2 separate regions of the Homo sapiens genome follow, and region 2 is linked to region 1. The links are chromatin loops, found by intact Hi-C in ENCODE. Cell type or tissue: HepG2. All regions are shown on one strand. Each heading gives the region's core, and the rest is flanking DNA. Links, peaks and the distances in the headings are about the cores only.

Region 1 (16,035 bases), core at 6,033-11,032:
AGAGGCTGCAATCTCATCACTTTGGGAGGCCAAGGCAGGCGGCTGGGAGGTGGAGGTTGCAGCGAGCTGAGATCACGCCACTGCACTCCAGCTTGGGCAACATTGAGCACTGAGTGAGCGAGACTCCATCTGCAATCCTGGCACCTCGGGAGGCCGAGGCGGGCAGATCACTCGCGGTCAGGAGCTGGAGACCAGCCCGGCCAACACGGCGAAACCCCGTCTCCAGCAAAAAATACAAAAACCAGTCAGGCGTGGCGGTGCGCGCCTGCAATCCCAGGCACTCGGCAGGCTGAGGCAGGAGAATCAGGCAGGGAGGTTGCAGTGAGCCGAGATGGTGGCAGTACAGTCCAGCCTCGGCTCGGCATCAGAGGGAGACCGTGGAGAGAGAGGGAGAGGGAGACTGTGGAGAGGGAGACGGAGAGGGAGAGGGAGCAACTTTTTTTCAACTTTATTTTAGAATCTGGGGTGCATGTGCAGGTTTGTTAAAAGGTGTGTTACATGATCCTGAGGTTTGGAGGGCAGATGAATCTATTACTCATGGAGTGAGCATAGTACCTAAGAGATAATTTTTCAGCCCTTGTACCTTGCTCTCCCTCCTTCCTCTGGTAGTCCCCAGTATCTATTGTTCCCATCTTTATGTCCTTGTGTACCCAATATTTAGCTCCCTCTTATAAGTGAGAACAGGAAGTATTTGGTTTTCTGTTCCTGCATTAATTTGATTAGGATAATCCCTCCAGATACATCCATGTTGCTGCAAAGGACATGATTTTGTTCTTTTTTATGGCTGCATATTATTCCATGATGTATATGTGCCATATTTTCTTCATTCAATCCACTGCTGATGGGCACCTGGGTTGATTCCATGTCTTTGCTATGGTGAATAGCACTGCAGTGAACATATGGGTACACGTGTCTTTTTGGTAGAATGACTTATTTTCCTGTGGGCATATACCCAGTAATGGGATTGCTGGGTTGAATGGTAGTTCAACTCTTAGCTCTTTGAGAAATCTCCAAGCTGCTCTCCACAGTGACTAGACTTATATTCATTCCCACCAACAGTGTATAAGTGTTCTCTGCAGCCTTGCCAACATCTGTTATTTTTTTGACTTTATAACAAAAGCTATTCTGACTGGTGTGAGATGGTATTTCTTTGCACTTTTGATTTGCATTTCTCTGCATTCTTTGCATTGTAGTGCTATTCACCATAGCAAAGACATGGAATCAACCCAGATGCCCATCAGCAGTAGAATGAATAAAGAAAATGTGGCACATATACACCATGGAATAACATGCAGCCATAAGAAAGAACAGAATCATGTCCTTTGCAACAACATGGATGCACCTGGAGGCCATTATCCTAAGCGAATTAACACAGGAACAGAAAACCAAATACTGCATGTTCTCATTTTTAAGTGGGAGCTAAACATTGCATACATAAGGACATATCTGATGATTAGTGATGATGAGCATTTTTCATATGTTTGTTGGCTGCTCATGTGTCTTCTTTTGAGAAGTGTCTGTTCACGTCCTTTGCCCCCCTTTTAATGGTTTTTTTTTTTTGCTTATTGATTTAAGTTCTTTATAGATTCTAGATATTAGCCCTTTGTCAGCCCATAGTTTGCAAATATTTTCTCCCATTCTATAGGTTGTCTGTTTATTCCCTTGATAGTTTCTGTTGCTGTGCAGAAGCTCTTTAGTTTAATTAGGTCCCACTTGGCAATTTTTGTTTTTGTTGCAATTGCTTGTAAGGACTTAGCCATAAATTATTTGCCAAAGCAGATATTGAGAAGAGTATTTGCTGGGTTTTCTTTGAGGATTTTTATAGCTTGAAGTTTTATATATTTAAGCCTTTAATCTGTCTTAATTTTTGTATATGGTGATAGGTAGGGGTCCAGTTAGATTGTGAAGTAGAACACACCTACAATGGAGTTTGCAAAACAAAAATGTTCCACAAGCACAATAATTATCTCAAGGTAAATATCCATATAACCACCCAGGCCAATAAACAGACATTGCCAGCACCCCAAAGACCCTTTCATCCTCCCCTGTGAGCACCCTCTCTCTACTACCCCTCCATCAGTGTTCTGACTGTCACGGCCAACCACCACCTTGCTTCTCTTTAGATCCCTACTGCCAAAGCACTAAGTGTACTCCTGTGCACTATAGTTTAGTTTTGTGGGTTTGTTTCTTTTAACACCACATAAATAAAATTATACAACATATTCTCTATTATGACTGATTCACTTAACTCCATATTACATTTGAGTATATATACATATATACAGTCTTTGATATTATATACATTTTCAGTTTATTAATTTTCATAACTGTATAGTATGCCATTCTATGACTAGACCGCAATTTATTTGTATATTCTCCTATTGATGAATATTGGATTATTTCAGTTTAGGTTTATTACAAATAAAGCTACACGGTGCACATGTTGCTGTTGTTTATGTACCTAGAAGTGGAGTTGCTGTCCCTTAAGGTATGTTCAACTTCAGTAAAAAATGCTGTACTGTTTTCCACAGTGGAAGTCGGTATCCATTTAAACTTCCAATAGTAGTATATTTGTGCTCCCTATTGCTCCATATCTTCACTAACACTTGGTATTGTCAGGCTTTCATAACTTTCTGGTGCATCTTACATTTTTTAATTTGAATTTCCCTGATTACTAATGTGGCTGAGCACCTTTTCGTATGTTCATGGGTCATTTAGAAATCCCGTTTTGTAAAGCGTCTGCTTGAGTCTCTTGCCCTTTGCTTTTGGGTTGTTTGTTGCTTGTGTTTTCTCCCACTCTGTGGCTTACCTTCTAATACTGTGAATAGCATCTATCGAGAAAAAGAAGTTCTTGCCAAGCATGGTGGTGCACACCTGTGGTCCCAGCTACTCATGAGGCTGAGGCGGGAAGATCCCTTGAGCCCAGGAGTTAGAAGCTGCAGTGAGCTATGATTGCACCACTGCACTCCAGCCGGGGTGACAGAGTGAGATTCCATCTTTAAAAGGAAAGTTCTTAATTTTAATGTTATCATATATATTAATCTGTTCTGTATGGTTGGCATTCTTGCATCTTGTTAAAGAAATATTTCCCTACCAGGAGATCATGAACATATTCTGCTATATTATATGCTAGAAGCTTTATTGGCCCTTGGTCAAGTTGCCACAGGTAATCCTGATTTTAAATCCATTGAAAGAGGATGTGGATGCATTGCTGTCTTCCCAGAATGTTCCTGGGCTTCTTATGCAAATTTGCTCATTCTCTAGGACCCAGCAACCTTCAAGTTCCACATATCAGTACTTTCTCACATACACACAACCTATGGGACCTCTTTCTCTATCTCTCTCTCATCTTCCTTTTACCCTTGCAAACTTTTTCCACCAGATATTTTCCCAGATATTTTATTTGCTTTCTCCAGTGGCTCCCTGCCCTTCCTCATGTGGAGCAGTCCATTTCCTTCTCTTGCTTCATCACTTCCGCCTCCGTTCTTTACCTTCATGGTACAGCTGTGGCCCCAGCCAAGCATAAAGATCCTTCCTTATTGAAGGAGGGCAGCAAGGAGTTATAAGCTCAGTGGTTCCACCATGCAGGGCTTGTCTTGGCTATGACATCCAGTCCCAGGACCCAGGGTTTGTTCCATTGCTCCATTGCTCTAGCTTGTGTATCCAAGGCTCCACTCTTATTTCATTTATTTATTTACTTATTCCTTTCTATTCTCAACCTTCACTCCCATTGCCCTCCCCTCAAACTCAAAGGCATCCACTCTAATACACTTGATTTGTATCTTTTTATTTGTATACATTCTTATTAAAATATATGTTGGCATTTTGTATGCATACTTTTAAACTTATGTTGCAATGTAAATTTCATTCTGTTTCTTACTTTATTCAGCATCGTGTGCGGGGCTGGGGTAGGAAGGCTGAGTGTAGATCTGGCTCATTGAGTTTCACTGTACCTTGGCACAGCAACCAGAGGTTCTCTAAGTGCTGCCTTATACGGCACAAAAGATCAAGATGGAACTGGGCCATCTTGTTAAAGCAATGATACATTCAGAAATTGTTGTATAATGTTGGAAATGCAAGGATGCTAGCTTGACGGAGCGGATTCACCCATCATTGTCTGAAAAGCAATGAGTATGCCCAACTGAACAAGTATTCTTGGAAGAATCTTAACTTCCCAGTGATTCTGCTTGACATTGTTGTTAGCTTTCCTGAAGTCCAATTCCAGTACTTAAGACAAGATTTTAAAAATGAAATTGTAAAAAATTTTAAGTAAGTGTGATTAAAAAGAAGCATTTCATCTTTGAGAACACAAGCCCTCCTGAGAACTGGTAACTGTTGTTCCCACAGCAGTCAAGGCCTTTGACTTTAGCAGAAACAAGAGATGACATGAATGGCTTTGGCAGTAAATGAAATGTAGCACACTTAGCACTGGCATGCAGGACCCACATCTGAACCAACATTCATGGCCACAGGCAGTGGTGTCCTAGCAGGAGTTTCATCCTTAGAACAGCCTGAGTAAGCCAAGAGTTCTTAGCAGGCCCAACTGGAGCAGAGAGGAAGGAAATGTATTCTATCAATTTCCTGACTGGGATAGTCACTGGAAGGAGCTAATCACACTTGCTTCCCTAGTGGGTTCTAGGAAGTTGAGAATTATATGGAAGAAGACAGATGGGAATCAAAGTCAGGGTAACCTTCGTACTGTTAATGCTGAATTGGAGAACAAGGCTTTCCTCTCCCTGCTCTCCAAATTGAAGGTAACTGGCAGAGTAGGACTGACCTGATGTACTCAGCAAGGTCAGGTAAAACATCCTTAACCCACAGCAGAAATCCAACTAGTTCTAGCAGAAATAAGTCCTGCTTGCCTAAGTCCAGGTGGTCCAAGAAGAATAGAGCCGGAGAAGACTGCCTTGCTTCCGTAAGACACCATCAGTAATGTGACCTTTCAGTTTAGCTCCTCCTCAGACTACAGGAGGAAGTAACAAAGTGAAGGGAAGGGTAGACATTTCCTCACCAGCACTTTTGAAAGGGCTCAGCTACTGTATGATGTACTTTCCTTTATGAGCAGAAGAAAGAAGGTGGAGAGAGGATGAGAAAGATCCCCCACTTGCAAAAGTCTATGAAGCCCATGTGCAAATGTAGCTGGTGCCTTAAAACTGGAGTGGGAGGAAACCACACTCCCTCATGCTCCTTAGGAGCAAATGGGCTGGAGCCAAAGAAATAATGGTTTGTGACTTATATAGTTTTACCTTTTTTCTACACATAGACATATGGATAGCTTGGGAATCTTAATACATACTTTGGAAGCCCTAATGAAGGGATTCCCACATGGTAAATCTCCATGCTTCCGTGGGGGCGAGGAAATTTTCCACTTCTCACATCCAGTATGACTCCTTCTATGGTGTCCAAATGCTTCATGGCTGTGGCCATGGAAAACAGAGTGCCCCTTTGTGAGCCTGGAGATACCAACTGGGGGAGAGTGGGGACACGTCTTTGCTGGGTTGGAGCTCCAGCATGGACCACAGGGGCCCCCTATGTCCAGCAGAAAGAGGCCAGCCCAGTTCTGTTATGAGCTGTCCAGGGGGTTACACACTGTAAACTCCCTTGGGAAGGGTCAGGAATGTGTCCTGGAAGTTCGTCTGAAAATCAATGACTTTCATTTATGGCCAGGAACTTGTTTCCAGAACTGGGAAGAAAATCTATGGCAGATAGCTGCTCCCCTCTCCCCAGAGACTTAGGAGAATTTTTCCCTGGAGCAGGACTGAAGTGAAAGAAGAGGTGATTGCCCAGGCAGCCAAGCCCCCTTGTAGAAATACTCCAGAAATGGCAAATTTCTGAGAAGACAGAAAATAAAATAAAACCGTAGATAATAACAGGCTTACAGGCTTTCCTGGGAGGCTGGGAAATAATCCTTGAAGACCCTACTGAGTATTTGAGTGTGTGGAGAGTAACAGGGTTCTAAACTCTAAATACCCAAAAATGTAGGAAAATAAAACTTGCAATTAGCCAGGCATGGTGGGGCATGCCTGTAATCCCAGCTACTCAGGAGGCTGAGGCAGGAGAATTGCTTATACTGGGAGGTGGAGGTTGCAGTGAGCCGAGATTGCACCACTGCACTCCAGCCTGGGTGAAAGAGTGAGATTCCATCTCAAAACAAAACAAACAAACAAAAACAACAACAACAAAACTTTCAGATGGCATGAGAGAGGGGGACTACAATGGGGAAGAGTGAAGGAATATGATGGCTAGAGGATGACTAGATATTGGAGAGTCTGAGTTTTATTGGTTGGTTGGTTTTGTTCTGCTTTTAGATTAAAGTGCTCCAAGAGGTTGAAGCTGCAGATAAGAGAGAAGATGGCTCATGGAACGAGGTGCCCAGAGGGGTGGGAGAAAATGAGATTCTGAGTGAACGTGAATATGGAAAGATTCCCTTGGAGAGGGAAGATGCACCTCTTCCACCGATATGTGAACTTTCTGGTAAGAACAGAAGCAGATGTAAGTTTGGATCAGAGTAGGGGAGATTAAAGGAGTGCCGTCTCATCGCCATTGCTTTCTCTGGGGAGTACACAGGCAGGCCACTGCTTAGAGTGGACAGAAGTGGAACTGCAGGGGTAGATGGAAGTGACAGTTTAATAGCCATTGGGGTAGACAGGTGAGGGTCCAGGGAGGCTGGGCCAGGCAGGGGACAGGGGACATGGCACAGCATAGACAAGAAGACAGCAGAGCTAATGGTGTGAGCTTGGAGAAGGTGGAGACAAGGACTGGAGTGTCACAGCACACTTTGTGTGGGGTGAAGCTTGAGGTCTGAGCAATGCCCCTTGAAGGCCCCAGATTTCTTCAGCTTCTTTGCTCCCTGATAGGTTAAGTTTGCTACCACATGAGAGGGGACATCACCTTGCAATGGTGACAGCATTCAGAGTGGCACATGCCACTGCGGAGAGCCGGAACCACGGAGACCATTGTGACCTGGAGGCCAGAGTGTTGGGAAACACTGAGTGGCATCTCACAGAAAGCCAGAGGGGAGGACGTGGGGCTATCAGTCCAACTCCTCAGTTAATAGCCAGGGAAACAGAAGCCCAGGGAGATAAAGACGGTGGCAGAGGAGGAATTCTTTCTTAGCAGATCTTCCATTCCTAATCCAGGATCATTTCCAGGGCTCCCAGGTGAGAAAATGGGGAGGGAGAAAACTGAGTGAATCTCCTCTTAGAGTCATTGGCCTCCTAGGGGTGGGCTGTTGGCTGCACTCCTGGGCATTTTGGCACCACTTTTAATGATCCACATCCTTAACTCCTCAGGCAAAGGCTTCTCTTTTCTAGGTTCTCAAGATGCTTGAATCCTGGGACAAACACAGAGGAAGGAGCTCCTAAGGATGGGGGCAGTGGTGAGGAAACAGGCCACTGAGACAGTGATGGTGTTTGTAGGCAAAGAAGCTACTTGTATTTGCCAACCACACCAGGAGGCCAGGTTAGGAGTTTCAAAACAAGTTTGCTGCCAAGAAAAACACACAAAAACCCATAGATTCATGCTCTGTAAATCTCAAGAAGCAACTCTGTCCCATCCCCAGTCATGCCCTACACTGGGTCTGTCTTAGAATTCTATGTGCAAACTGGCCCCTGCTACTTATGACACCCCCGAGGGCCTGGCTTTCATTCATCCTCCTATCCAATCACTATCTGGTCCCCAGGGTAAAGTGCAGTATCTATACCCAGAGTCACAGCCTGCAGAGCCTCTGGGAGAAGCCGGCCACCAGGATGCTCTTCCCAGTGACGTAGCTGGCATCTGTAGAGTGCAGGAAGGACATGGTTCCTGCACAGTCCTCTTAACCCCTGCATGGAAAGAGAACAGAACTGAGGCCTCAGCCTATGCTCTAATGAACTCTGATCGCTGGTCCTGCTGCTCTGAACATAGGGCCCAGCACCACCTCCAGCCCTGAATCCCACCTCCCTGGCCCATCAGAGGCCTGGGCTCCATAGAGAGATATGGTGGGGCCCCTCATGCCCTCCAGATCCCACCTCATGGGCTGTGCATCCCCAGACTCTGTGAGAGGACGGGCTGATAGGTGAGGATACAGTCCGAGAGCCCTGTCTCCCCTGGAGAAGACTACCTGTCTCTGCTATCCACAGGGGTTTTTAAAGGAGTTTTGCAGAGCCAGATTATCTTCAACCTGAAAAAATTCAGAGGCTCAGTGCTAAATAGAACTGTGAAGGGCCAGAGAGGCTGCCATGGCAGACTCATGCCCTTGTGGGCAGATGGCCCTGCTCAGTGCTGGGTCTGCAGTCCCTCGACTGCTCCCAGAGAGGACAGCCCTGGTGCAGATACAGGAAGTGAGAGGCTGCTGGTCTCACAAAGCCATGGCCAGACTGGGGAAACCAACAAAGTGGTTGGTGGGGGCAACTGGGAGCTGCTGAACCCTCATCATGTGGTTAAAGTCAGTTCTTGATGATTCCTGGCAACAGGCGGGGCACCTGGATACCCTTTGGTGCCAGCTCTATAGCCAAGGGCTTGGTGAGTCCCAGCAGTGCAGTTTTGCTGGTGGTATAGGCCTCCAGCATCTAAGAAGGAAATGAAATGGATAAGGTGCACTGCGCTGGAGGAGAGGGGCTCTTGCTAGACCCCCAAGGCTATGGAGGATGACTATGCCTGCACTTACACCTGCACTCACACCAGCACTCACACCTGCACTCACATGTTTCTCCCACTCCACTCCAGGAAATTACCAGTGAACAAAATCTGAGCAGGAGCGGAATGAAGCCTGGGCTTAAAGAAAAGTCAGGAAGGCAGAGGCTGTGTTCACCCATGCTTAGCCCAGAGAGAATTGCTTAGGGTGCAGAGCCAGGGAAATGCACTAAAGAGACCCATGACCAGATTCCTGCTCTACCATGACTGGTCGCCCTTGGGCAAGTCACTTATCATCTCCATGTCTCAATCTCCTCCTCTGCCACAGGGAGTTTATCAGGCCTGCTCTGTGACAGTCATAGGAATGTCATGCAGGGACACTGATAGCCTATAGTGCCCCCTGGTGTAAATTTTTTAAAAAAACTTTCTTCTGAGCTTATGCAGCCCCACTAGTGCCTGACTTTGTGAGAGCAAATAGTAAAGCCACCCTGTTCTTCGGGTGAATGTAGCCCCAAGCCAGGGTACATGTCTTGTCAAGCAGAGCATGGACTGGATTTCAGCTCCTACTTGTTTCTAGACTAGGCGACCTTGTGCAGTGAACAACCTATACAACCACACATGGCAGCCCTGGGGCTTTAGGAACTAAATGAGATAATGGCAATAAGTGCAGTTTTAAATGTGGGCAGGACAGGCATCCAGTGTTGTGCACTTGGATTTTACTATCATGCGGGATCAATATTTACCTCCCTCATCCTGGCAACCACTCCACTGCCCTATCCCCAAACTCCCCACTAACTGTTTGAGGTGCACAGACAGCAGCAGAGGCAATCAGCACCACAGGCCTTCCCCTGTTAGAAGCGGACAGGCATGACAAGTGGAAGATGTACCTAATTAAGAAGCTATTTGCTTCCAGAAAATGAGCTTCCAAGTGACGAGGAGGCAGAACTGAGGAAGAGGAAAGAAGGGAAAGTAGGGACAGTGCCAGGGTCTCTGGGAAGAAGTGACTTCTTTGGGGAAGTTAGAGCTGAGAAGGTCCGACACAAGCTCCCCTGCTCAGATGCCCCAGGACTCCTAGGAACTAGCACCCAGGCAGGGCCAATCAGCATCTGGAATTCTGGAGAACAGGACCTGGGAACATGGAGCCATCAGTGTGAGGCTGCCACCTGGGGACGGCCACTCCCACAGGAGGAAAATGCACTGAGAGTGGCCTGGGTTGCAAATCTCACTTCGGAGCAGGAGCAGTAACTAGTTGCTGACTTGGACTCAAACAAGCCCAGACGAATGGCAAAAGGTGGAGAGTAGCTCCGCCATGAGAGACCCCAGCAGGGGAGGGACTGAAGGAGCTTCTTTTGGCCTCTCTGGAAAGGTTAAGGTCTCATGGCTATACCACATGGCCTTGTCCCATCCTTGCAGCTACCACTGGCCTGCGTTTCTCAGACGACAGAGCACGTCAGAGGTGATTGGGGCTCCCCTCTGGGTGTGGAGTCCGCCCGCCACATTCTTTCCAAATGTTCCCCTTCACTGTGTTGGTCACATCCTGTGGGGCCCAAGAAGCCTGGAGACGTGGTTTAGGAAGTGACATGAGAGCCTGGCATCCAGGGCACACTCCACCCTGCTCTCCTTGGGATATTCCACTTCCTGGGCCCCATCCCCCAGTGTTGCCTCGGGGTAGCAGAGAGCAAGGCAAAGTCTCCCCAGCTCCCATGGAGCCCTCACCCCATCTTCTCCATATGGGGCAAAGGTTGGCTCAGCAGCAGGGCCAGGGCCTTTGCGTTCCTGCTTGGGATTTGAAGTCAGAAAGAGGAGGGGAAGGGGGCCTGTCCGTTCAGCCGGCACCTCTGCTCACCTGGAGTCCCACGGACCAGACTGAGGGGAGGCACTGAGGGTCTGCGCTGCTGCTCTCTATGTGACCGCTGAGTCATGGAGGAAAAAGGGACCTGAGGCATGTGCCCTGCCCCCCGGGAACACTTGGCTAAAAACCACCTCACTGTGATTTGCTGCACAGACTCGCCGCAGGGCACAGCACCCTCCAGAAAAACAGGTCACTGAAAATAATATCAGGGGAGGAAGTCAAGAAGGCTGCTGTATTCATTCTGCTTTAATGAGTAGAGGTAAGAATTCTCAAGGCATAAACACCAGCCCTGTGTGGGGCCCTGTTTGGGGCAGGTGCTGAAATTTCAGTTTTTTATAAAAGCAAGAGGCTGGCCTGGGCAGAGATGGGCCAGGAAGGTCATGGACTGTGAGAACCACAGAGACAAAGTGGGGCAGGTGGAGAGAGGAGAGGCCTGGTCAGCGGGACAAAGCCTCCCTGAGGACAGGATGGCTCATCCAGATCACAGCACCCAGTCTCTGCCAACAGGGTCAGGTTGGGGGAGATGAGGACTGAGCCCTCGCAGGGGAGCACGTCAGGCATGGGGTCTACAGGGGCAGTGGGAGCCCCTGGAATACTCCTGGATTCTGGCTGGGAAGGGGCCTGGGCAGAGGTGTCTTCTCTCAGCTGTGGCTGTGGGCAGGTGAGGTGTCCCTGTGACAGCCCAGAGGGGGCCCATGGGACAGGTGCCAGTGAGTCTAAACTCACTGAGACAGCCTCAGAAACCTGAGCCAGGAGAGAATCGGGAGCAGAACTGGTGGCAGCTCCTCAGATCTGGGGCTTGGTATGGGACTGAATTGGAGTGACTCCCTCCTAATGAATAGAAAAAGGTGAAAATGACAGCATGCGATTTTGGGGACCAGGTCAGAAAAAGCACTGAGGCTTCCATCTTGGTTGCTCTCTCTTAAGCTCTCCTCTCTCTTTCTCTCGGCTCCCTTGCTTTGGAGGGAGCCAGCTACACAGAAATTCAGGCAGTCTATGAAGAGGCTCACCTTGTGCCAGTGACCACTTGAGTGAGCCATCTTAGAAGTGGCTCTTCCAGCCCCAGACAAACTTTCAGAAACTAAAGCCCTGCTTCACATCCTGACTAGAACCTTATGAGAAACTCTGAGCCCAACCCACCCAGTTAAACCACTCCTGAATCCCTGCCCCACAAAAACTGTGAGATAATAAATGGTCATTGTCTTAAGCTACTAGATTTTGGGATGTTTTGTTATAGAGCAATAGATAATATAATTACGCAAATGTAACTCCCCATATTTCTCCCAAACCTGCTCCATCTGCCGCCTTCCCCTCCTCTGTTGATGGCAGGCAACTCCATCTTTCCAATAGCCCTGGCTCAAGACTTGGAGTCATCCTTGATTCCTATCTTTGTCTCATACCTCACATCCAACCTGTCAGAACATCCTGTTGATTCCATCTTCACTATACATCAAAATGTAACATTGTCACCATTTCCACTGCTACCACCTAGTGGGGCCACCATGACCTCTCTCCTTGCCTACCTGAAGTCTAACCTCAACATGAGGTCTGAGTGATCCTTTAAACATGTAGGCCAGAGCAGGTGACTCCTTTCCTTAAAGCCCACAGTGGCTCCCGTTGCCCTCAAAGTAAAAGCCCAAGTCTTACAATGGCCTGTAAGGCTCTCAGTGATCTGTGAAGCCCCCTTACCTCTGACATCACTACTGCTCTCCTCCTGGCCACCCCTGCTTCCTTAATGTTTTTCAAACATGTTGAGCACACTCCAGCCTGAAGCCTTGTGCACAGCTGTTGCCTCTACCTGAAATGTTTTTCTTCCAAATGTCTACACACCTATCATCCTTCCCTCCTTCAAGTCTTTGCTAAAATGTCTCTTCTCAGTGAAGCCCGCTCTGATCACTCTGTTTACAGTTGCAGTCTATCCCCACTACTTCCAGCACTCTGAATCCCTCTTATTGTTTTTCTTTTCTACCCTACTTATCACCTTCCAACATCCTATGTAGTTGACTTATTTAAATGTTTATTGTTTACCGTTCATACCCCCTGCTAGAATGTGAGCTCCAAGATGGCACTGATCTCTGTCTTTGGTCTCTGGCGTATCTCAAGTGTCTACATCAGTGACTAGCACATAGAAGCATTCAGTAAATAAGTGTTGAATGAATAAACTGGCAAATCTACATGTTCCTACATGTAGGAACTACTTTATGCAATAGTGCACTTTTAATCTAAAGCTTCCTGTTTCGAAGTTATTCCAAGTGCTCTTGAGCACCTAACATAGTCCCTGAGAACCTCCACTGACCTTCAGGAAGCAGGAGTGCTAGAAAGTACAGAGCAGAAAGGAAACCATGAACCTTAGATTCACATGCTCAGATTCAAGGACGGCAACGGAGCTGCTGCTGATGCAGATGAAATAGATTGTCCCTCTGCAGTGTTAATTAAGTGTATCAGAAAATTACTTATAAGGTATTACAGAAGAGGAGGTAAGAAACATGGCTTCATACATCCCTGATCTTCTAATGAATGAACTATAACAGTGCCGGCCAAAATAAATATAATATGAGCCATATATTTCAACATGAAATCAATATAAAGACATTAATGATATATTTAACTTTTTTTTGAGACAGGATCTCACTCTGTTGCCCAGGCTGAAGTGCAGTTGTGCAATCAGTGTTCACTGCATCCTCGACCTCTGGGCTCAAGAGATCCTCCTGCCTCTGTATCCAGAGTATCTGGGACTACGGGTGCACACCACCACACCTGACAAATTTTTAAATGTTTTGTAGAGACAGTATCTCCCTATGTTGCCTGGGCTGTTCTAAACTCCTGGGCTCATGCGATCCTCCTGCCTCAGCCTCCCAAAGTGCTGAGAGTACAGGCATGAACCACCATGCCTGGCCAAACATTTCTTATACTGAAAAATTATATGTGCATTGTATACTTACAGCAGGCTTCAGTTCAGACTAGCCACATTTCACACGCTATAGTCACATGTTGCTAATGATTATCATATTGAACAGTTGCCCAGGCTGGTCTCGAACTCCTGGGCTCAAGTGATCCTCCTGCTTTGGCCTCCCAAAGTGCTGGGAGTACAGGTATGAACCACTGTGCCTGGCCAAATATTTTTTATACTGAAAAATTATATGTGCATTGTATACTTACAGCAGGCTTCAGTTCAGACTAGCCACATTTCACATGCTATAGTCACATGTTGCTAATGACTATCATATTGAATAGTACAGATAAAGAAGCACATATGAGATGTGTTCCCATCTTAGTCCAGAAAATGTGGTCGATTTTGCCATAACTCACCCTCCTGAGAGTGATGTCAGCCAAGAACATTCTACAGTATCCACAGGCATCCAAACAGTTATAATACTATATCCTAAATCTAGGCCTAATCCTAGTTGAAGATTTGTCCTAGCCTCCTGGTTTTCAGTGACACATGATACACAAGAACCTCAATAGCACAAAGAAGCTTTGTGCTCTGAGCACATACACTGTCTTACTAAAATTAGAGCAAATCTGAATGACTTATACTCTTTGCTAGGAATCTATAAGAAGCTCAACACTCCACCTAGGACTACAATTCAAAATAAAACATAGCTATATGCGCAAGTAACTTTATCATCTTTTTATAATAGCAGAAAAGTGAAAATAACCTAAATTCACAATAATAAGGAATTTTGGACATTTTTCCTTGATGGGACTATGCAGATAGTAAAATGAAAGTTTTTAAATGGTTCATAATAGTATGGGGGAAATGCTTATGTTAAAATGCTAAGTGGAAAATCAGGACACAACATTGTGTATGCAAATATTGAATAATCAAAATTACATCAAAATAAAATAATACATACAGAAAAAAGCAGAAATACACCATAATGAGATAAAGATTATAAATTAAGCCACACTCCTGCCTGTCCCTGCACAATATATCATTAGAAAAAGAAAAAAAAGAAAGTTAAAAGAAAAAGAAAAAAATCAATAGCAGCGCATGAAAACATGAACTGGTGTTCTCAATTAACCAAAATTTTTGAGGAATGGAGTCACACTGAAAGATAAACCATCGCCCAAAGTCATGGAAGAGCAGACTGTGTCCAAAGGTAAGAACAGTTATGGCGCCCTGAGTTGGATGGCAGCAGACACAGGAAGGTAGGAGGTGGTCGGGGTGACAGTTTGAGAGGTGCTGTGCTGAGAGGAGCTGGCCAAGATGGTCCCTTCCCCAGTACCTACCCTCTGCCAGGCAGCCATTGGCAAAGGTGTTACCCCCATTGTGAATAATGATGATAAGAATGGAAGGCCACTAACCCAATATACCAGAAGTCAGAAAAGAGATAGCCTTGTAATTAGAAACACAAAAGAACTTTGCAGGAACCAATTGTAACATATTAACAATCCCAATAAATGTGAACAAATTGCATTAATATATTAAAAAGAAGAATCTTTCAAACTTTATTTTGAAAAACAGTTATATACGATTTACAAAAGATTCACCTAAAATAAAAACAAGCAAGACATTTGTAAATAAAGGAGTCGAGAAAGATACATCAAGTAAAATGCTCATGAAAAGAAAGCAAGCATAGAAATATGAAAATCAGAAAAAGGTAGAATTCAAGGCAAAAGACATTAAAAAGGACAAAGAAGGATACAGTTTTTTATGTTGATAAAAGATACACTCCCTCACAATCCGTTATGAATCTGAGTAGATGGATTTAACACATCTCTCTCTGGAATCAACAGTTCAAGAATAAAACTATGGCTTAATGCAATCAAATAGAAATATAATGTGAACCACAAATGCAAGCCACATTAGTCACTTAAACTTTTCTAGTAGCCACATTTTTAAAAAAGTAAAAAAGAAACAGGTGAAATTACTTTTAATAATTTATTTTATTCAACTTAACACATCCAAAATACAATCATTTAATATATAATCAATATAAAAAGTAATTAATTTTTCATGCTAAGTCTTCGAAACTGGTGTGTGTTTTACACTCAAAGCCTATGTCAATTTGGACTACCCACACTTCAAGTGCTCATTACCACATGTGGTGATACGGTTTGGATGTGTGTCCCCACCCAAATCTCATGTTGAACCGTAATCCCCAATGTTGGAGGTGGGGCCTGGTGGGAGATGACTGGATCATGGGTGAAGTTCTAATGGTTTATTGTCATGCCCCCTTGGTACTGTATAGTGAGTGAGTTATCAGGAGATCTGGTGGTTTAAAAGTGTGTAGCACCTCGCCCGTCTGTCTCTCTTCCACCTGCTCTGGCCATGTAAGATGTGCCTGCTTCCCCTTCATCTTCCACTATAATTGTAAGTTTCCTGAGGCCTCCCCAGAAGGAAGCCAGCATCATGCTTCCTGTACAGCCTTGAAACCATGAGCCAATTAAATCTCTTTTCTTTGTCAATTACCTAGTCTCAGGTACTTCTTTATAGCAATGTGAGAACAGAACAGACTAATACATGTGGCTACCACACTGGACAGCAAAACTATAGATAACTATAGATAACACAACTGTATCAAGTGGCCTTATTAAAAATTCTTCAGTTAAAGAATAAATTAAAA
Region 2 (13,752 bases), core at 2,561-7,560, 310 kb before region 1:
TAGAAAGTTACCCTGGAGGGGCCTTTGAGATCATCTATTCCAATGTCCTTAAGGTGGAGATGATGAAACAGGTTCAGGGAATTTTCTCAAGATCATATAGTTCAGTAGTAACACACTGGGGCTAGCTAAGAACAGGAGGCCTGCTTATTCCGTGTTGGGGAAAGTGATTTGTTCAGGGCATAAAGCTAGTTAGTGGTGGAAGAACTGAGGTCAGTCTCCCACTTTGTAGCACAGAGCTAATTCGTAAGAGCCCTCTGAAAGTGAGCTGGGGTCATTAGGAAACCGGCTGCCCAGGAGAGCCATGATGGGAGAAGATACCAGCCTGAATTTAAAGCAATTCCATATTTGGTTATGATGTCATTTTCCCTGTCTCTGTCTCTCTCTTTTGACCTGGAGGCATGAAAGATTCAAGGCAGAAAGGGAAATTTAAACTGAGAAAGCCAAGAAAGGCAACATCTCACCTCCTTAATAAGTTATAAGTAGGTAGTGAGGCATGTGCTAGAGTAATGAATGGCCAAGCAGAATCTGCCAACAAGGGTTTTCAGTACAAAGCCACCCTGAAACCAGACTTTGCATTTGCCTGGAACTGGCAATTTTGATGCCTTGGGCAAGTAGCAGTACATGGGCCCTTGGTCAATTTTGTGCTCCGGATTTGGCCCACGGAGGGGTGTTATTAACAATGTACACCATCTGCTAGCTTCCCATTTTAACTAATTATTCTTGTTAACTAGGTGCTAACCTTCAACACAGTTGAAGAAATGCCTGGGCTGTCAACGTGTAAATCTAACAAAATTTAAAGTCAAGTACTCTTTTAAAACCAGTATGAATACTTTCTTGCACCCTTTAAATTTTGGTATCCTGGCACAAAGCCAAGTCACCTGCCTTGGCTCTGTGTAAGTCTCACCAATGTACTTGTTACTAGGGAGGTGCAGAATAAGTTAATAAGTGATGTGTGCTGTGCTCAGTGCACGTGTGTTTGGGCTGGGAGAAGACAGTGGATTGCTCCAGAATCACCTGGAGACATTTTCTACTCTGCTGCATACCCCATGCCCCTCTACTTCCAGGTCTGTCAGCACAGAGATGGGAGGAGGCTGGGTTTTGAATGAACAGAGACAGCAAACCATAAAAGATGAATGAGGCTGGGTGTGGTGGCTCACACCTATAATCCTAGCACTTTGGTACGGCCAGTAGGGAGGACCGCTTGAGGCCAGGAGTTCAAAACCAGCCTGGGCAATAAAGCCCCAACTCTACAACAAATTTAAAAGATGAACTGGCGTGGTGGTGCATGCCTATAATCTTAGCCACTTGGGAGGCTGACGGGGGAGGACTGCTTGAGCTCAAGAGTTGGAGGTTACAGTGAGCTATGATCATGCCACTGCACTCCAGCCTGGGCAACAGAGTGAGGCCCTGTCTCTGGGGGGAAAAGAAAAAGATGTCTTCTAAGTGTTCTAAATTGTGTGATCACTACACTAAAGTGGTTAGGAGCTGTTTGTTCTGTGTTCTGATAGTTATACATTTTTAAGAAAAAATATAATCAAGCAGATAGGCAGCTACTCTGGTTTCCACTTACAACACCAGTGAGAAGCTTCGTGGTGTGCAGATGAGGAGGCCACTGGGTAGTATCCATTCTCAGGGCAGTGGCTTTTCTCATTGCAGGGTAACATGTGACAACTGGCAGAAGACATTTCAAATTGCTGACAAGTATTCTATCATTCTCCTCTCTGACAATGGTCATACAAACTACCTGAGAGTCATTTTTGACTTCTCTATTTCCCACTTTTTGACATGGGGTTGGAAAATCTTGGTTCGTTTCCACTGAATGTCTCTTGGGCACATCTATTCCAGTCCCACCGCCACTGCTCTAAACCTGGACGACAGCAACAGCTTCCTCACTGATGCCCTGGATTTGGTGTCTCCTCTGTATATCCTTCCTACCAGAGCCAGATTAGCTTTCCTAATAACCATCTTTCTCTTGCTCAAAACCTCACATGGCTTCTTATTTGCTACAAGAGTGTGTAAACATATCCTTTTAAGAGGCTATATCCTTTTAAGGTCCTTAACGTATCCTTTTAAGAAGCTATGGCCGGGCGCAGTGGCTCACGCCTGTAATCCCAGCACTTTGGGAGGCTGAGTGGGTGGATCACCTGAGGTCAGGAGTTCAAGACCAGCCTGGCCAACATGGTGAAACCCCGTCTCTACTAAAAATACAAAAATTAGCTGGGCATGGTGGTGGGCACCTGTAATCCCAGCTACTCAGGAGGCTGAGGCAGGAGAATTGCTTGAACCTGGGAGGCAGAGGTTGCAGTAAGCCGAGATGGTGCCACTGTACTCCAGCCTAGGCGACAAGAGTGAAACTCCGTCACAAAAAAAAAAAAAAAAAAAAAAAAAAAAAAAAAAAAAAGATATGGAGGCCCATGGCCTCTATCTTTCCAATGCAGCCCCTTCCCCAGCAGTACTCCTGAGCCTGTGCTCTCCATTGTGGCCTGACAGTGCTCCTCTCTTTCCTTCAGTTCCTCCTTGGCTGTCTGCTCATTTTGCAGAGTTATCTGGAACCTCGTCACTATTCCATCTGTCCATTCCCATCCATTCCTTAAGGTTTAGCTCAAGTACCACCTCTGGGCCAGGCCTGTAGGCCATGTTAAGTGAACCTGGTGGGGGCCACAGGATGTTTTCCCAACAGGGTTTTCACATTACATTGCTACTTACATGTGATATGGTTAGTCACTAATTGACCCAGACTCCCAAACGGCTCCTTCCACCATCAGGATCAAGGCCCCAATCTTGGGCTCTGTCCACCAGCCTAGGCCAGGCAAGGTGACTTTCTAGGACTCACATTTGGCTCTTTCCAATGCACATTTGAGCATTTGCCAGACAGTTCCTTAAAAACGGAATTACCCTATACTGTCTACCATGCTACTGTCTACTATTGCTTAAGATCCTCCTCTTCTAAGATTATGCAAATTATTTCTGCCAACCTTCCAATCTGTTAGCACAACCCTGTACTTTCCATTTTTGGGTAGATTCTCCCTTCCACTCTGGAAAATAAAGTGTGTATCCTGAGCCTCAAGGGAAGAGGAGCTTGCTTTGCTGGATGGTTCATATTTCCTTCGGCAGCTGGAAGGCTGGTATCCACTACTAACTGTGACACTGACTTATATACTTTCTTTGAGACTAAAGTCCAGTACCTGGTAGTCCACAGGCAGCCAATAAAGGAAGGGAGCTTGGGAGGTCTGGGTCTTTCCTTACTGGCTGTGGGACCTTGGGAAGTTGCTCCAGCTATCTGAGCCAGCGTCTGCAGACCGAGAGAATAGTCCTTGCCTTGCTTGGGTTGTTGTCAGGTCTAGAGATAACCTGTGTAAGGCTCTGAACACAGGAAATGGCACATAGTAAGTGGTTGAAACATGGTGGGCTGCTTCCTGAAGTTCCCAGGGACTTGACTCTGTAAGCTGAAGAAGAGGGGAATGTTTATTAGCTCATGGGTGGGAACATCTATTTTGTGATTGTATTTACCCTTCTCATCTGTCCAGTTAGGTTGAAAATTACTGGAGAACCAGTACCAGCGGTTTCTTTGGGGTATGCAAGGGATGATGCAGGGTTGAAGCATTAGAATGTTTTAACATTCTCTGATTGGGATGGGATTATTCTCCAACTTTAATATATGGACATAATAGAAAGGCACACAATAAAAACGTGCTGGTGGGCTGGTTGGGTATGCAGAACACACTGTTATGTTTTAGTTAACATCACTGCGTTGGATCTCACCAATGCTGTCCAGGAAAGCAGGGAAGGAGGCTCAGGCTGGCTCCCTTTTCCACCTCCTGGCTCTGTGCCCATTTCCCTGCAGCTCACTGTGGCCACCAGCCGCTCCCAGTCCTTCATCTTCCCCACATGGCACACAGTGCCCGTCATGCTCAGCCCCTCCCCCTGCAGCGTGGCCACTGCCTGGTCCACATTCTGCTGCTTCCGGCGGCTGACTACCACGTGGGCCCCGTCTTGGGCCAGACGCTGGGCGACGGCGAAGCCGATCCTGTGAGCAGAGACAAAGACTGCTAAGGCTTGTGCAGGGGAAGAGATGGACAGCATGGGCTCTGAAGTTAGACTGCCCGGTTTTGAATTCTGGCTCTTTCTCTATATGACCTCCATGTGTCTCTACTACGTGTAAAACAGGCTTAATGGCACAGCCATTTTTGGCGTTCCTTTACTTATTTTTATTATCATCTTGGACTGCAGCCTCAGTTCCCAAGAACTGACATCACTTTCTACAGTTCCCACCATGGGTGACAGGCTTCATCCCCTCTTGGGACTGAGAGGTGAGAAATGAGCTGGGTTTGCAGCAGCAGCCACTTCCGTGATTTGAGGGTCTCACTCAGAACAGCCCTGCCTCCAGGTTTCTTTCTTACTAGTCTACATCATTCTGAAAATTCTATCCTTAATTATTTTTTGGGGTGCATGTGAAAAGATGGTCTCCGGTCAAAAATGTAAATATTGCCTTGGGAGGAAGAGTTACACATTTTGCACTTGTCAGCCATTAGCATTTTACCTACATTTGTATTTTAGTTTTGTGAAGAGTTGGCATCTAGCAAAGTCCTGTAGAAATGAGAACCAGGACTGAGAAGAGAGGTGGGTGAGAAACAGGCTGGCGAAGGTCGGCCCAGATGTACCGACCTAAACAAAAATCTCGACACTTGGCTCTGGTGTCCCATCTAGGTAAGGGGGAGGGGTTCCGGGAGACTTTCCGGTGCCCAAATAGAATGTCTGGTACATTTTCAAAGTGCTGGAGGCCTTGGGATATGATTTTGAAATCCAGATTCCCTTGGATTTCTAGTTTCTGGTCTTCCCGGACGCTAGGTGGTGCTGGTTGACGGGGGCAGCCCAGAACACTGGGGGGACTAGATCGATGGGACTTCACAGAGGAGGCACAGTTGTGCCAGAGGCAGCAGGGACACGAAGGCAGGCAAGGGAGGGTCCAGGGCCAGGGGATTCGGAGGGGCTTCGGGCGGACCACGTGGCTACTTCTTTTCCATGGCCAGACTTTGGCGGTATGTGAGGTCTGAGGACAGGGGCACTGGAGGCAAAGGACGAGACACCAGTGCCTGTTTCCAGGCAGCCAGGGCCTCAGAAACTCCGGCACCAACACTCACCAGTCGGTGGAGGCCGTTACCAGGGCCACCTTATTTGTGAGCGGGTCCCGGCGGGTCATCCCGGAGCTGGCCAACCGCACCGACTTCCCTGCCCGGGCACAGTGGCCTCGTAGCCGCGCCTTGTGCATGGATCAGACCAGCAAGTCTGGGTTCCACTCCTTCCAGCGAGGTGACAGAGTAGGGCGAAGGGGCAGGACGAAGGGCGGGCCGCTTCCCTGCCTGCTCCCTCCCCGCCCTCAGCCAGCTGGGAGTCGTCTGTGGCGGTTGGCGCCTCCCGCCGCCCGCCGCCCGCCAGTCGCCGCGCCCCGCAGCCAGCTACCTTCCGCCTGACTGGGGCTTGCCTTCCCGGGCTGGCGGGTGATCAAAGCGCTCTCCGTTCAAGTTGCCTGTAGGGCTCGCCCCTCCCCTGGCCCCCGCAGGAACCCGCAGCCTTTGGCTGCTGCCTTTCTGCATCTGCTTGCCCACCTTTTCTTCTTGGGGAAGTGGGGGTTTTGAGTTGGTTGCTTTTGCTTCTTCAGAATTCCTTCTCCAAGAAAGTCTGGGTCTATGTATGTGACAGCCCACAGGAGGGCAAATGTTTTGAGACTGCCCATGGAGGTGAGGCCTGTGGTCCCCATGGAGTCCACCAGGTGAGGCTGGAGCAGCCTGGGAGAGAGACGTGATAGGGAGTAGCTGCACCAGGCCTGGCACTGCCCTTCCCTCTGCCCAAGGTCTCCATGTTGCAGACAATGATCATTGGCCAAACAGGATCTCATATCCCTCGCCAAAGGGACTTCCTCCTTTACAGGGGCTAAGTGGTAGCGAGGAGGCTGGACAGTCCCTCAAGCAGTGGTGGAAATGCAAAGAACTCGGGGCACTCAAGTTCTCCCTAACCACTCTGTCCCCAGGTCTTAGCCTCCATCCTAGTTCAATAAATATTTGTTGAATGCAAAATCTCTTTATGAACTGTAAGCTACTAAGCACATAGTAGTTACTGCCACCATGTAGTGATTATTATTGGTGCCCTGGGCCAGACTCTTCATCTGTAAATTACTGAGGGTATGGAGTAGATGATGAATAAAGTCCTTGCCAGCTATAAATTCTGTGTCCAAGACTTCAGTCTCCACTTCTGCCAAGTGGGCTGAAATGATCTCCCTCCTGGGTTTCCGGGAGAATGAATAAATATGGATGGCTTATGGTACACTGTAGAAAGGCCCCAACAGACCCAAATGTAAGCATCTGAATTAGTTTAACCCACTGGCCTCCTAAGCCAGACTGAGAAGCAGTGCTGGTTCATGGCAGCGTTTTCATTAGTTCAAAGCAAAATGAGAAAAGGAAACAATTACAGTGAGTTTCATAAAGCTAAGCTTATTTAACAGTCCTTTATTGTGGAGTATACGTTTGCTTCTTTTTTTGTGTGTTAGTGTTTTCTTTTAGAAAAGATGATGAAAGCAGATGGGTAGGTTTGGAGATGTGTTGTTGGTGAAATCACCAGTTTTGCAGCCTTATGCCAGTCCCTACAATTAGAGGGGAAAGAATCCTGGTTTGTAAAATCCAGTTCTAGGCATGACTTTTGAATAGAATTCATGTTTGCTCAAGATTCATTTAGTGTATGTGCAGGTCAGCTGAGCAGCTGAAAAAGGATTTCAACATTCAGCAGGGCGTGGTGGCTCACCCTGTAATCCCAGCACTTTGGGAGGCCGAGGCAGGTGGATCACAAGGTCAGGAGATCAAGTCCATCCTGGCTAACACGATGAAACCGGTCTCTACTAAAAATACAAAAAATTATCCGGGCGTGGTGGCATGTGCATGTAGTCGCAGCTACTCGGGAGGCTGAGGCAGGAGAATGGCATGAACCCGGGATGCGGAGCTTGCAGTGAGCCGAGATCATGCCACTGCACTCCAGCCTGACCGACAGATGGAGACTCTGTCTCAAAAAAAAAAAAAAAAAAGGGTTTCGACATTCAAACGGTGGCGTATAGTGAGCAAGTAATAGGACGGCCTGCACTGTATTGATAGTGTTTTCCTCAGCCAAGAAGTTACAGCTGCAGTACTCTGCTTTGCTACTCAGCACATCCCGATGAGACAGGAGAGCTTAAGTATCATTTTCCCCATGTCCAGGGAAAACTGACTCTGACTGGTGCTCCTTAGTTTGAGCCTCATGAACTATTGACAGAGGCTGGAAGCACCACACTCCTTGTCCTCTTGCACTGTTTGGAGCTAATGCACTGTGGGAACCTTTACCAGGGCTCTCCATCTGTGTGTGGCGCTGGGGTGGGGGTACACAGGAGGACGGCTGTGGGGGTTCTCAAGGCTTGGTTCAAACGGACAGGCCTGCAGGGGGCGTTTGATCTCTCTTCCCCTTCTCTTCAGAGGTAGACACGGCCACTGAGGGGCTGAGGGTTGCAGGAAGGTGAGCAAGACTATACTTCAAAGAGCAAAGGATTCTGGGAAAAGAGAATTGTGGCTTGGGAGCTTGGTGAACATCACATGGCCCTCCCTTGTGTGGGCAGGGTTGCTATTGGGCCTCCAGCCTATTTCTTTTGCGGAGAGCACAGGGGACATTAGGGAGGGGGCCTGTGAGCAGAAAAGGATAGAAGGAAGTCAAGAAGTGTGGGAATCTCTAGCACTACTCCTCATCAAGCTGGCTTATTGGAGATAAGAGCAGGAAATCTTGGTCCGGGCATGGTGGCTCATGCCTGTAATCCCAGCACTTTAGGAGGCTGAGGTGGGCAGATCACTTGAGGTCAGGAGTTTGAGACCAGCTGGCCAATATGCTGAAACCTAGTCTCTACTGAAAATACAAAAATTAGCCGGGTGTGGTCAGGAGCTCAAGACCAGCCTGGCCAACATGGTGAAAACCTGTCTTTACTAACAATACAAAAATTAGCTGGGCATGGTCAGGAGTTCGAGACTAGGCTGACCAACATGGTGAAACTCCATCTCTACTAAAAGTACAATAACTAGCCAGGCCTGGTGGCACGTGCCTGTAATCCCAGCTACTCAGAAGGCTGAGGCAGGAGTATTGCTTGAACCTGGGAGGCAGAGGTTGCAGTGAGCCTAGATCACACCACTGCACTCCAGCCTGGGCAATAGAATGAGAGACTCCATCTCAAAAAAAAAAAAAAAAAAAAAAAGAACAAGATATCCTTCAGGGAAATACATGCATATGTGGGAGTATCTCTTTGAAATGGGAACTGTAATAGGCAATGGGATTGTTCTTGTATGGAGGTGGTAACATCTGCCTATCTTGAGGGACAAATGCCTCCATGATTGAGGGCTCTACTCCCATCCTTTTCAAGGCCTGCCTGTGGTCCAGAAGAGAATTCACCTGGGGTGGAATTTAAGTCTTGCATTTTGCAATAGCTGTCCCAGATTCACTGCTGAGTCATGCATCACTGACACAAGTCAGGATTAGGCAATGTGGGAGGTCTGGTGTGGGGTTAGGACAACTGCCAGGCAGAGAAATAATAGTAACAGTGTTAACAGTATTTATTGAGCACTTCCTTACTAAGTGCTGGCAAGTGTTAAGTCCTTTTCAGAAATTTTACTGAATATTTTCAATCTGGTGAAATGGGTGTTTTAATGTAGGGAGCCAAAGGCCTGAGGGTTGTGACCAACTCAGCATTCCACTGAAGGCTGCATGATCAAACAGCAAACTGTTTATCATGAATGCAGAACGTGTACAAACTCACTTCTGCACCTGCTGCCAGAAGGTTTGCTGAGGGCAATCACTCCCTGGTGCTGTGCTCCTTGAGGTTATCTGCTGGAACATCTGGAGACTACTGTTCAAAGAATGCAGTCATGCAAGCCTGCACTAAGCCAAGCAGCTGACTGACAACCACCACCTTCTCCCTATCTCCTTTACTCAATAAATACGAAGGGCTGTAGAAGCTCAGCACCCTTGTTCACTAGAAGCAAGGAGCCTCCTGATCCTTTCTTCCAAATATACTCTTTTGCCTTTGTCTTTATTCCCACATTCATCTTGTTTTGTTCAGTCCATGAAGGACTGCGGCATTTTAAATTTTTTTTTTTTGAGACGGCATCTTGCTCTGTCACCAGGCTGGAGTGCAGTGGCACAATCTTGGCTCACTGCAACCTCTGCCTCCCAGGTTCAAGCAATTCTCCTGACTCAGCCTCCTGAGTAGCTAGGACTACAGTACCTGGTGAGCTAGCACAACACCTCACCCAACTAATTTTTGTATTTTTAGTAGAGACGAGGTTTCACCATTTTGGCCAGGATGGTCTCCATCTCGACCTAGTGATCTTCCTGCCTTGGCCTCCCAACGTGCTGGGATTACAGGTGTGAGCCACTGTGCCCAGTCGGGTGTTTTAAATTCTATATGTGAAATCAGAGTGAATGATGACAACCTCAATTACTGTTTGTGTTGTATAGTTACACTTCATTTTTCTCGCATTGTTGGGGAATTGATACTTTTCATAGAAATCAATTTTCTCTGAATTGGAATTTTAACTTTCAGGATCAGTGTGTTTTTCAAATCAACACATCTACTCATTAAATTATAACATGCTTATTATTTTAAAAAGGGATAGAAAGTTATGTGAAAACTGAAAGGTAACTCTTCCTTATGGTTCCTTTACCTTCTTCATATAGCTCTTGGCTTTGTGTATCCTTCCAGCAGTTTCTTATACATTTACATGCATTTTTCTTTTAAAAATTGTTTCACAAATGAGATGACACTATACATACTGTCCTTCAAATTGCTTTTCTTTTCTTTCTCCCATGCTCCAACCCCTCCTTTTTTATTTCTTTTAAATTTTTTTCTTTTTTTTAAATTATTATACTTTAAGTTCTGAGATACATGTGCAGAACTTGCAGGTTTGTTATATAGGTATAAATGAGCCATGGTGGTTTGCCACACCCATCAACCCATCCTCTACATTAAGTATTTTTTCTCATGCTATCTCTCCCCTAGCCCTCCACGCTCCAGACAGGCCCTGGTGTGTGATGTTCCCCTCCCTGTGTCCATGTGTTCTCATTGTTCTACTCCTACTTATTAGTGAAAACATGCAGTGTTTGGTTTTCTGTTTTTGTGTTAGTTTGTTGAGAATGATGGTTTCCAGTTTCATCCATGTCCATGCAAAGGACATGAACGCATCCTTTTTTATGGCTGCATAGTATTCCATGGTATGTATGTGCCACATTTTCTTTATCCAGTCTATCATTGATGGGCATTTGGGTTGGTTCCAAGTCTGTGTATTGTGAACAGTGCTGCAATAAACATATGTGTGCATGTATCTTTATGGTAGAATGATTTATAATCCTTTGGGTATATACCCAGTAATGGGATTGCTGGGTCAAATGGTATTTCTGGTTCTAGATCCTTGAGGAATGGCCACACTGTCTTCCACAGTGGTTGAACTAATTTACACTCTCACCAACAGTCTAAAAGCCTTCCTACTTCTCCACATCCTCTCCAGCATCTGTTGTTTCCTAACATTTTAATGATTGCCATTCTAACTGGTGTGAGATGGTATCTCACTGTGGTTTTGATTTGCATTTCTCTAATGAGCAGTGAGGGTGAGCTTTTTTCATTTTTGTTGGCTGCAGAAATGTTTTCTTTTCAGAAGGGTCTGTTGACATCCTTAGCTCACTTTTTGATGGGGTTGTTTGTTTTTTTCTTGTAAATTTGTTTAAGTATTTTTAGTCTGGATATTAGCCCATTGTCAGATGGATAGATTGCAAAAATTTTCTCCCATCTGTAGATGGCCTGTTCACTCTGATGAGATTCTTTTGCTGCACCGAAGCTCTTTAATTAGGTCCCATTTATCTATTTTGGCTTTTGTTGCCATTGCTTTTGGTGTTTTTGTCATGAAATCTTTGCCCATATTTATGTCCTGAATGGTATGGCCTCAGTTTTCTTTTAGGGTTTTTATGGTTTTAGGTCTTACGTTTAAGTCTTTTTTTTTTAATTATACTTTAAGTTTTAGGGTACATGTGCACAACGTGCACGTTAGTTACATAGGTATACATATGCCATGTTGGTGTGCTGCACCCATCAACTCGTCATTTAACATTAGGTGTATCTCCTAATGCTATCCTTCCCCCCTCCCCCCACCCCACAAGAGGCCCGGGTGTGTGATGTTCCTATTCCTGTGTCCTTGTGTTCTCATTGTTCAATTCCCACCCATGAGTGAGAACATGTGGTGTTTGGTTTTTTGTCCTTGTGACAGTTTGCTGAGAATGATGGTTTCTGGCTTCATCCATGTCCCTACAAAGGACATGAACTCATCATTTTTTATGGCTGCATAGTATTCCATGGTGTATATGTGCCACATTTTCTTAATCCAGTCTATCATTGTTGGACATTTGGCTTGGTTCCAAGTCTTTGCTATTGTGAATGGTGCCACAATAAACATACATGTGCATGTGTCTTTATAGCAGCATGATTTATAATCCCTTGGGTATATACCCAGTAATGGGATGGCTGGGTCAAATGGTATTTCTAGTTCTAGATCCCTGAGGAATCGCCACACTGACTTCCACAATGGTTGAACTAGTTTACAGTCCCACCAACAGTGTAAAAGTGTTCCTATTTCTCCACATCCTCTCCAGCACCTGTTGTTTCCTGACTTTTTAATGATCGCCATTCTAACTGGTGTGAGATGGTATCTCATTGTGGTTTTGATTTGCATTTCTCTGATGGCCAGTGATGATGAGCATTTTTTCATGTGTTTTTTGGGTGCATAAATGTCTTCTTTTGAGAAGTGTCTATTCATATCATTTGCCCACTTGTTGATGGTGTTGTTTGTTTTTTTCTTGTAAATTTGTTTGAGTTCATTGTAGATTCTGGATATTAGCCCTTTTGTCAGATGAGTAGATTGCAAAAATTTTCTCCCATTCTGTAGGTTGCCTGTTCACTCTGATGGTAGTTTCCCTTGCTGTGCGGAAGCTCTTTAGTTTAATTAGATCCCATTTGTCAATTTCGGCTTTTGTTGCCATTGCTTTCGGTGTTTTAGACATGAAGTCCTTGCCCATGCCTATGTCCTGAATGGTATTTCCTAGGTTTTCTTCTAGGGTTTTTATGGTTTTAGGTCTAACATTTAAGTCTCGAATCCATCTTGAATTAATTTTTGTATAAGGTGTAAGGAAGGGATCCACTTTCAGCTTTCTACGTATGGCTAGCCAGTTTTCCCAGCACCATTTATTAAATAGGGAATCCTTTCCCCATTTCTTGTTTTTGTCAGGTTTGTCAAAGATCAGATGGTTGTAGATATGCAGCATTATTTCTGAGGGCTCTGTTCTGTTCCATTGGTCTATATTTCTGTTTTGGTACCAGTACCATGCTGTTTTTGTTACTGTAGCCTTGTAGTATAGTTTGAAGTCAGGTAGTGTGATGCCTCCAGCTTTGTTCTTTTGGCTTAGGGTTGACTTGGCAATGTGGGCTCTTTTTTGGTTCCATATGAACTTTAAAGTAGTTTTTTCCAATTCTGCGAAGAAAGTCATTGGTAGCTTGATGGGGATGGCATTGAATCTATAAATTACCTTGGGCAGTATGGCCATTTTCAAGATATTGATTCTTCCTACCCATGAGCATGGAGTGTTCTTCCATTTGTTTGTATCCTCTTTTATTTCATTGAGCAGTGGTCTGTAGTTCTCCTTGAAGAGGTCCTTCACGTCCCTTGTAAGTTGGATTCCCAGGTATTTTATTCTCTTTGAAGCAATTGTGAATTGGAGTTCACTCATGATTTGGCTGTCTGTCTGTTATTTGTGTGTAAGAATGCTTGTGATTTTTGCACATTGATTTGGTATCCTGAGACTTTGCTGAAGTTGCTTATCAGCTTGAGGAGATTTTGGGCTGAGACGATGGGGTTTTCTAGATATACAACCATGTCATCTGCAAACAGGGACAATTTGAATTCCTCTTTTCCTAATTGAATACCCTTTATTTCCTTCTCCTGCCTGATTGCCCTGGCCAGAACTTCCAACACTATGTTGAATAGGAGTGGTGAGAGAGGGCATCCCTGTCTTGTGCCAGTTTTCAAAGGGAATGCTTCCAGTTTTTGCACATTCAGTATGATATTGGCTGTGGGTTTGTCATAGATAGCTCTTATTATTTTGAGATACATCCCATCAATACCTAATTTATGGAGAGTTTTTAGCATGAAGGGCTGTTGAATTTTGTCAAAGGCCTTTTCTGCATCTATTGAGATAATCACATGGTTTTTGTTGTTGGTTCTGTTTATATGCTGGATTATGTTTATTGATTTGCGTATGTTGAACCAGCGTTGCATCCCAGGAATGAAGCCCACTTGATCATGGTGGATAAGCTTTTTGATGTGCTGCTGGATTCGGTTTGCCAGTATTTTATTGAGGATTTTTGCATCGATGTTCATCAGGGATATTGGTCTAAAATTCTCTTTTTCTGTTGTTTCTCTGCCAGGCTTTGGTATCAGGATGATGCTGGCTTCATAAAATGAGTTGGGGAGGATTCCCTCTTTTTTATTGATTGGAATAGTTTCGGAAGGAATGGTGCCAGTTCCTCCTTGTACCTCTGGTAGAATTCGGTTGTGAATCCATCTGGTCCTGGCCTTTTTTTGGTTGGTAAGTTATTAACTATTGCCTCAATTTCAGAGCCTGTTATTGGTCTATTCAGAGAATCAACTTCTT

The links. A loop is a pair of places that touch in the nucleus more often than their neighbours do. Peaks named below come from ENCODE experiments on the same cell type or tissue, not always from the same donor. Only the 100,000 strongest peaks of a DNase experiment are listed, where the experiment ranks them.
Region 2: a loop joins it to region 1, with 3 times the contacts of the local background. A loop is called at or near these places in 1 of 110 quality-filtered maps.

Annotation. Positions count from the first base shown.
Region 1 is chr14:23,720,703-23,736,737 of GRCh38, reverse strand. LOC105370409 (a long non-coding RNA gene) reads left to right here and starts at 6,996. Exons shown (of 6, transcript XR_007064083.1): 1 at 6,996-7,160. In HepG2, for the core only: CTCF peaks have their summits at 6,577, 8,994 (motif pointing left) and 9,778; DNase peaks (open chromatin) are centred at 6,587 and 8,977.
Region 2 is chr14:24,028,018-24,041,769 of GRCh38, reverse strand. It overlaps the pseudogene DHRS4L1. Among named protein-coding and RNA genes, the nearest start is that of CARMIL3, 17 kb to the left of the region's middle. RefSeq lists an enhancer at 4,840-4,929 and a silencer at 5,380-5,519. In HepG2, for the core only: CTCF peaks have their summits at 4,856 (motif pointing right), 7,059 and 7,452 (motif pointing right); DNase peaks (open chromatin) are centred at 4,879, 5,359, 7,069 and 7,469; H3K4me3 peaks cover 1,281 bases; H3K27me3 peaks cover 374 bases.